2 separate regions of the Homo sapiens genome follow, and region 1 is linked to region 2. Evidence: read pairs that join two places in POLR2A ChIA-PET (ENCODE). Cell type or tissue: PC-9. All regions are shown on one strand. Each heading gives the region's core, and the rest is flanking DNA. Links, peaks and the distances in the headings are about the cores only.

Region 1 (4,394 bases), core at 202-4,201, 60 kb after region 2:
CCCCCACTTATAAGTGAGGATGTGCAGTATTTGGTTTTCTGTTCCTGTGTTGGTTAGCTAAGGATGATGTCACAAAGACTTTTCTTAAAAAATAAATTCTATTGTGTGTATTTGAGGTTCATAACAAATGTTATGGGATACATATAGATAGTAAAGTGGTTACCATAGCGAAGCATATTAACATAGCCATCATCTCACATAGTTACTTTCCTTTTTGGTGACAAGAGCAGCTGAAATCTACTAACTTAACAGAAATCTCTAATACAATAAAGTTTTATTAACTTTAGTGTTTTTTTGTTTGTTTGTTTTTTGTTTTTTTTTTTTGAGAGAGAGTCTTGCTCTATTGCCCAGAGCAGTCTCGGCTCACTGCAAGCTCTGCCTCCCAGGTTCACGCCATTCTCCCGCCTCAGCCTCCAGAGCAGCTGGGACTACAGGTGCCCACCACCACGCCTGGCTAATATTTTGTATTTTTAGTAGAGACGGGGTTTCACTGTGTTAGCCAGGATGGTCTTGATCTCCTGACCTTGTGATCCACCCGCCTCGGCCTCTCAAAGTGCTGGGATTACAGGCGTGAGCCACAGCGCCCAGCCAACTTTAGTTCTGATGTTGCACATTACATTTCTAACCTTGTTCATGCTACGTATCCCACAAAGACTGAAGTTTTGTTTTTGTTTTTGTTTTTGAGACAGAGTCTTGCTCTGTCACCCAGGCTGGAGTGCAGTGGCATGATCTTGGCTCACTGCAACTTCTGTCTCCCAGGTTCAAGAGGTTCTCCTGCCTCAGCCTCCCGAATACCTGGGATTATAGGTGTGTGCCACCACGCCCAGCTAATTTTTGTATTTTTAGTAGAGATGGGGTTTCGCTATGTTGGCCAGGTTGGTCTTGAACTCCTGACCTCAGGTGATCTGCCCGCTTCAGCCTCCCAAAGTGCTGGGATTACAGTTGTAAGCCACCGCGCCTAGCCTGAAGATTTTTCTTTTTTATATCTTAAAGTAATAAGATTAAAATTGTGATTTTTCTGAGAATCTACTATGTACAATTCCATATATTACCTGGCACCGGTTCACCTATATTATTTCTGATCCCAAAACCAAAGGGAATGCTGTATTTCATCAAATCTAAGATACATTGATTGTAACACTTGCCATTACTTTATGCCATATGAAGAGAAAAGCCCTACCAACTATATTGTGGCCTGCCATTGATCGCTAATTACATCCTAATTTCAGCGATGTTAAAATGTTAAGAAAAAAAGGTGTGTCTTAGAACTGATGAAGAGGAATTTTACAGGTGAGGAAGCTGGAGCTTAGAGAAGCTGGGTAATGTGGCCAGAACCAGAGAGCTAAGAAGAAGCAGAGATTTTAGACCACTCACTGCCTCTCCAGAGGTTTGAAGGCTTTTCTTTTCCTGAGTGGTTTCTTCTTTCCTGCCTGCCTTTTGTCAGGAACCGATGTTAAGCCATCTGTCTGGAAAACACGTTCTCCGCTTTAAACTACCCAGACTTCTACCAGAGCTAAAACAGCAGGCTTTTTGAGACGGCTTCCCCTCTTCACGGAGCCTAATTATGGAAACTGTGCATTCTGCTGTTGCTGCATTATTTTTCACAGTGGTAAGGTCACAGGGGAAGCAGTGGGAGCTAGTGATGGCTGCAAAACCTTCCCCTTCTCCCCCACAGCTCTTTGTGTCTGTGGCACCCAGGGACAGCCACAGTACCAAGGAGTGGTTTAATAAAAGCTGATTTAGGGAGCTGGGCCTCTGGGAAAATTCCCCCGTGCCTCTCCTCATCAGATCTTCTTGCTTTTCTCTGTCAAAATTAGCTGCCCCTCTGATCCCTAACTCAATTTCACTCCTTAGACTTTGAAGTTTTGTTTCCCTCTGAAATGATGCTCTTTGTGGCCTGAAGTGAACTCTCAATTGCTAAGCCCACTGCCCACTTAATGCAGTTTATTTATTTAGTGAGTCACTCAATATTTCCTGGACACCGATGACACACAGGTAGTCGGCTAGACCCTGAGGGGGAACCGTGAGCCAACACATGCAATTCCTGTCCTCACTGGAGCTCACAACCCTCGGGACAGAGACAGACACCATCCAAGAAGCTCATAAATAAATGTAAAGTGACAACTGTGATAAGAGGCTTTTACAAAAAGCTGTGGCAGAGACAAGTAGAGCTTCCTAAATATTCCATGAGCTGGGCATGGTGGCAAACACCTGTCATCTCAGCTACGCAGGAGGCTCAGGCAGGAGGATTGCTTGAACCCAAGAGTTTGAGACCAACCAGGGCAACAACTGAGACCCCATCTCTTAAAAATAACTAACTAACTAACTAACTAACTAACTAACTAACTAACTATTCCACGTACATCCCACTATTTCCCAATACCTTTTACAGTTTAGTCTGGGGCATGTGATCAATTCTGGCAAGGACCTTGAGTGGGTGTGATTTGTGTCACCTCCAAGGATGCACTTTAAAAGCTGGTGTGCTTCCTTCTCATGCTCCGCATTGGTGACATTGGGTGTGGCATATTGCCAGGTGGCCAGTGTAACTACAAATGAAGGAGGCCTTCCCAAGCCACGTGGAAGTAGAAGAAATCAGCCTCTGTTGTGCTTGCTCACTGGGATTGCATGTTTGACTCAGTGATTGGTGGTAATGATCTGAACTAATACAGAATCACATACTCCTAAGAAGGAAAACGGGGAAAGAAAGAACCAGGCAAAAGGCCAAGAAAGGGGTCTTCAGAGAAATGATGTCTAAGCTGGGGCGCAAAGGAAGAGTGGGAGTCAACTTGGAGAGCAGGGTGGGGAGGAGTGTTCCAGGCAGACTGATGGCATGAGCAAAGGCCCTGGGATCTGAGGGTGCAGGGCATGCTCGATGGAGTGGACGAAGGGCAGAAACATGGGGGAGTGCAGCCTGAGGGGCTTCTCTACTCTCTGGCTCATCTGAGACAAAACCTGGTGTCCAGGTCACACACTGGGATGCCATCTTTAAACCATGAGGAAATGGCTAACAGAGGCCACCTTGTCCCCAAAAGGCTATTGAACCATCACTGCTGCCCAAGTCCCACTGCACAGCTGTAGGCTGCTGGATGGGTCACCTAGGCTTAGCGTGGGGAGTCAGCTTTGCCCTCCTCCTTTCTTACCCACTCACAACCAGCCAGCAGCGGGCCCTGTGTAGCTCATCATCTGCCCCTGTGTTGCCCTGTCTGGTTCTGCTCAAATAGAGGGCCCTGGGGAGGGGAGAGGAGTCCTGGGAAGCTCTTACCCAGCATTGCTGGGGATGGAACCCTAATGCTGTGGGAGGAGCCAGGGGATAGCTGGGCAAGAGGACCGGGATCAAATGAGAGGACCATGGTGAGGACCACAGGGTATAAGGAAGAGACATGGGGGTGGTAGTCTTGAGGTTTCTGGAGGGCCAGTCTGACCTGAGTCCCCTTCTCAAAGGGTGCCACACTTTACGCCTGTGAATGCGGAGCCTGGGTTGCCCAGTTCACATTTCTGAGGTGCCCAGAGGCCCAAAGGGGGTGCTGGAGGCTGGGCAGGCACTTGCTGCCTCCCAAACTGTGGCTGTGGTCTGCACCTGCCCCTTAGTTTGGCCAGGCCTGCCTCTTCCATCTCCCCGAAGACAGCTCTGCCTGTTTCACAGCTGCTCAAGACCGTGCGGAGAGCTCCCCTCTCAGCACAAACACAGGCTGGTGTCCAGGGACTCAGCTCTGGCCTCTGACTACCTTCCCATCACTCCTCTTCCCAGTCCTGCCCTCAGCTGGACCTAACAGCTATTTCCATCCTTCACTGGCCCGAATATCAACGCTCTAGAGCAGGACAAGACTTTGTTCACCACACAGAGGATGTATCACAGCAGATCTCATGTTGGCCTAATCAATATCCAGCCCCATTTTCGCCTTCGTACGAGGACCCTGATTTAGTTCCATGCAGCGGTGTGCCCAGCAGAAGGTGCTGACTTCATCTACCATGGCAGTCCCGTTCCCAGTTCTCTCAGCTCTCTTGCAGCCAAGGGAAGGCCAAGGGACACGGTTCTCTCAAGAAGACCCAGTGGGAATATGCTGGAGAGAAGGAGTGTTTTCTAGACAAGCATTTGCTTTCCTGGTAATAGGGGAGATACACAGCTGGTACATCGTTTTCTCCTTCTTCCTTCCTTGACTGTAGATGCAATGGCTGGAGCAGGGACAGCCATCTTTCAACCATGAGGAAATGGCTAGCAGAGTCCACCTTGTCCTCAAAAGGCTATTGAGCCATCACCATCATCTGTCTGACTCTAGACTTCTTATCCTGTATATCCCAAACTTATTTAAGCCACTGCAGCCATGTTGCTGTTGCTTGCAGCAAAATTGGGTTCCTATCTGATACACCTATCCAAGAACCTAGGCTTGCACGAT
Region 2 (4,394 bases), core at 66-4,065:
TGTCTGTCTGAATACTGTTTATACCATGAATATAAACCTGGCAATATTGTGACTAAAGTGTGATGGCTTCACGTAATACCCAAGATGGAATATTCAAAGGGTTGATCTGGGTTCCTAAGAGTGCAACACTATTTATAGAGCCATCCTGTTATGCAGCGTCACAGCTTTTTGGGATTGACTGTTTTTATCAGTGTTAAACTGGAATGAGTCATTGATTAAGGTGTGTTACATACTGTGATGTGTACTCCCTAACCCAATGTCTGCGAACACTTTCCATCCATGAAACCACCCTGCACCCTTTCTCTAGCTCCCATGGTAACTAATTCCTGTATATCTTTAAAGTCACATAAAAGGCTAGCCGTGACATTACACACTGAATGTAGGTGTCAGGATTCAAGGCAAGTCTTCTGATTCCAGATTCTACTTTTTGTACTTACTTGTTCTGTCATCTTACACATAAATCAAGTATTACAAAAAAATATAAAACATAAAAATGTAATTTTAAACACAGTAATCACAAATAAATGTTTGCTGAGTGACTTTGTTAAATCCCGACCAAATAGGCAAAGGGCAATTTCTAAGATTATGAGTCAAATAAACATGAAAAGGATACCCCTGAATGCCCCATCCTTAAAAAAATTTTTTTTTTAATTTAAAGATTTTGGCCAGGCGCGGTGGCTCATGCTGTAATCCCAGCACTTTGGGAGGCCGAAGCAGGCGGATCACAAGGTCAGGGGATCAAGAACATCTTGGCCAACATGGTGAAACCCCGTCTCTACTAAAAGTACAAAAATTAGCTGGGCGTGGTGGTATGTGCCTGTAGTCCCAGCTACTCTGGAGGCTGAGGCAGGAGAATCGCTTTAACCCGGGAGGTGGAGGTTGCCGTGAGCTGAGATGGCACCACTGCACTCCAGCCTGGGCAACAAGCGCGAAACTCTGGCCCCGCCTCCCCTGCAAAAAAAAGAAAAAAGAAAAAAATTTTAAAAAGCTTGGTCCATACCCCAGCTTCATCTGCTTTTAAGAGGATTATTGCTCATCATTGATAAAGTTCCTTTTCTATTAAATCTCAGATATATGCTGCATAGAGAGTACCTCCCAGTCCCAACCAAGTCTCCGGAGTGCAAGCATAGGTCTGAGGACCATGAGCTCCTCTGAGGACTCATCATCCTTTGGGAAAATAGCATCTTAACTAAAACAAACTTCCTTTAGGCACATGTCTACATTTTTCTCAGAACACTTACAAAAAAAGATTTTTCAAAGACTTCAAATTTTTTTAACCTTTCCAGAATAGAGAGGCAAGGGTAAAGGTAGACCATTGTTAGCGGAACATTCTCCACGATCCTAAAACTAGATATACCTATTATATATGTCAAGTAGACCATTAATTCCATTTTGGTAATCTAAAGTATTAAATAATTCTTATGCTAACCTATCTTTAATGAATGAATGAATTAAACAATGAGTACTTAATGAAATGGGCTTAGTGAATGTATTGTTTAAAAACACTTATGTTCCTCTTAAAAAAGGCTTTCTGTTAATCCTTAAAAATTTTCTTTATAGTAAATGAGAAATGTCAAATTATGAATGTTTATGAAATATGCTGTAATGCTAAGGTTCATTCTTCATTGGAGCAACAAAATATATTTGCTTAGAGAAAAGAGTGGGCTTTGCTTTAGTAGCTGATTTTTTAGAGAAAAGTCATTTTACAAAGTAGCAACAGCTCTTGCAGAAAGCTATGTGTTAATTTTACAAACAGGAACTTCATGTTAAACCTCAAATACTTATTGAGAGACTCATACTACTATTGTCAAATTTTACTGTGGTGATTTCAGTGTACCATGCAGTTGTTATAGATTTCAAAAACTAAAGTTATGATAAACACAACAGATTATTTCAAGCTCCCTTAAATTCTTTCTGGAACAAGGTAGGACATGTATAAACAACCACTGTAACATCTAAACACAGTTAGAGAATATACTTCAAAATATGGTTGGAGGCCAGGCGTGGTGGCTCACGCCTGTAATCCCAGCACTTTGGGAGGCCAAGGTGAGCGGATCACGAGGTCAAGAGATCAAGACCAGCCTGGCCAACACGGTGAAACCCCGTCTTTACTAAAAATACAAAAATTAGCTGGGCATGGTGTCACGTGCTTGTATTCCCAGTTACCCAGGAGGCTGAGGCAGGAGGACTGCTTGAACCTGGGAGGTGGAGGCTGCAGTGAGCCGAGATCGTGCCACTGCACTCCAGCCTGGGCAACAGAGTAAGACTTTGTCTCCAAAAAAAGAAAAAATATGTATATATGGCTGGAAGTGTTTTAACCAAACTGACCATAACTAAGTAGCTCTTCGAAGTTAAGAATGTATCATGGGGCTGGGCACGGTGGCTCACGCCTGTAATCCCAGCACTTTGGGAGGCCAAGGCAGGTGGATCACTTGAGGTCAGGAGTTCCAGAGCAGCCTGGCCAAAATGGTGAACCCGTTTCTACTAAAAATTTAAAAAATTAGCCGCGCATGGTGGCAGATGCCTGTAATCCCAGCAACTAGGGAGGCTGAGGCAGGAGAATCACTTGAACCCAGGAGGCAAAGTTTGCAGTGAGCTGAGATCGTGCCATTGCACTCCAGCCGGGGTGACAGAGCGAGACTCCATCTTAAAAAAAAAAAAAAAAAAAAAGTATCATGTATCAGAGCTCTGTGACTTTATTCTTCTAAGTTCTAATAACCATATATATACACACACATACACATACTTACCTGATTTCTGCAGACAAAAGGTTTCTTTCTTTATATTAATATTTGTTTTTTGCCCTAATTTAATACTGGCCCCAATCAGCAGTTTTCAAATGTCTTTTGTTGTTTACAAGAAAGGTAGTTTGCTCAGTACTGAAACAAGCTGCCATCAAAGCGAGTACTCTTCTAAATGAGTTTCTTCTAGTTATGACTGAATATCAAGTTCTAAATTAGCTTAATAACATCATAAATAAAGTCAAGTTTAAAAATTAAGGTCTACATCCTTATGTTTAAATTTTCTATATTAATGTAGCTTGGCAAAACTTTCAATATTTTTATCAATAACTCCACACAAAACTATCTTTAATAATGTCCTTTAGATTAATTATAAAAGTAAATACGTATTTTCTTCACACTTGAAACTGTCAGACTAACACAACTCTTTCTGGAGTCAGTAGGGGGTCATCACAGCATTTTTCCAATGCACAGATTGCTTTTTAACTATTTCAGCAAAAAGACTCGTCTTTGGGGGTCTTATTTTTAATGAGTTACTCTATCTCTCCCTTCCTTTCTGTGCAGACATAGCCGGCCTTACTTTGTCGTAGAGTTCCAGCCTAGTTGTCTGTGGAAGTCATATAGAGTGAGTGAAGGGAAAGAAACTGCAACTCCTTGTCTTCTTCTCTACTAACCAGAACTAGGACAGTCAATGAGCTTTAATGCCAGTTTCCTCATCTTTATAAAACTTGAGGTAATTAGACCTCTCCTGCCCACCTTAGAAAGCTATTCATAAGGAACGGCTAAACAAATGGCTGACCCGGCCACAAAGAGACCACACGATGTTCTGTGCAGTTATGTATACCACATATGAGAGGAAAATGCAGCCAAGGAAGATTCTGAGTGACTCTGATAAGGCAGTCTGAGAGTCAAAACACAAAGATTCTTAACTCATACCAAAAACTTAGGCCAATTTACACAGTCTTGAATCAAAAGTCCATGAAGGCAGCCATTTCTTTGCCAGCTAATCAACACTAGGACCTATTAACCTTTCCGATTTGCCAGATTAAAAATGCTGTCTTCTTGCCTTCCTCTTCTTTCCACCCCTCTGATCAATTATTTTAATTTGAATTGCCAATCATTAATGACAATGAACATACTTCCATTTGTATTTTCTTACTGAAATTGTACATCTCTATTGCCCATTAGCCAGCTGGCTTTGGAGTCCTTTTCTTATTGACTTGTAGGATATCGAATAATTATGAACATTATCCCTTTGGCTGTTTAGATTTTTTTTTTTTTTTTTTTGCAAATATGTTCTCCTAGTTTGCCATTTGCATTTCAACTTTGTCACTTAATATAAGAAGTTTTCATTTTCTTACAAGATTTATTGGCCAGGCGTGGGGGCTCACGCCTGTAATCCCAGCACTGTGGGAGGCCGAGGCGGGCGAATCACGAGGTCAGGAGATCGAGACCATCCTGGCTAACACGGTGAAACCCCGTCTCTACTAAAAATACAAAAAAATTAGCCGGGCGTGGTGGCGGGTGCCTGCAGTCCCAGCTACTCGGGAGGCTGTGGCAGGAGAATGGCGTGAACCCGGGAGACGGAGCTTGCAGTGAGCCAAGATCGCACCACTGCACTCCAGCCTGGGCGACAGAGCAAGACTCCATCTC

The links. Peaks named below come from ENCODE experiments on the same cell type or tissue, not always from the same donor. Only the 100,000 strongest peaks of a DNase experiment are listed, where the experiment ranks them.
Region 1: POLR2A ChIA-PET joins it to region 2 with 8 read pairs; 2 of 35 experiments call an interaction of 5 or more read pairs at or near these places.

Annotation. Positions count from the first base shown.
Region 1 is chr2:230,682,560-230,686,953 of GRCh38, reverse strand. No RefSeq gene overlaps it. Among named protein-coding and RNA genes, the nearest start is that of LINC01907, 16 kb to the left of the region's middle. In PC-9, for the core only: no CTCF peak of the experiment used is centred there; DNase peaks (open chromatin) are centred at 2,023 and 2,503; H3K27ac peaks cover 3,510 bases.
Region 2 is chr2:230,742,193-230,746,586 of GRCh38, reverse strand. The region is part of intron 1 of CAB39 (calcium binding protein 39); the gene reads right to left. Among named protein-coding and RNA genes, the nearest start is that of CAB39, 32 kb to the right of the region's middle. In PC-9, for the core only: no CTCF peak of the experiment used is centred there; no DNase peak of the experiment used is centred there.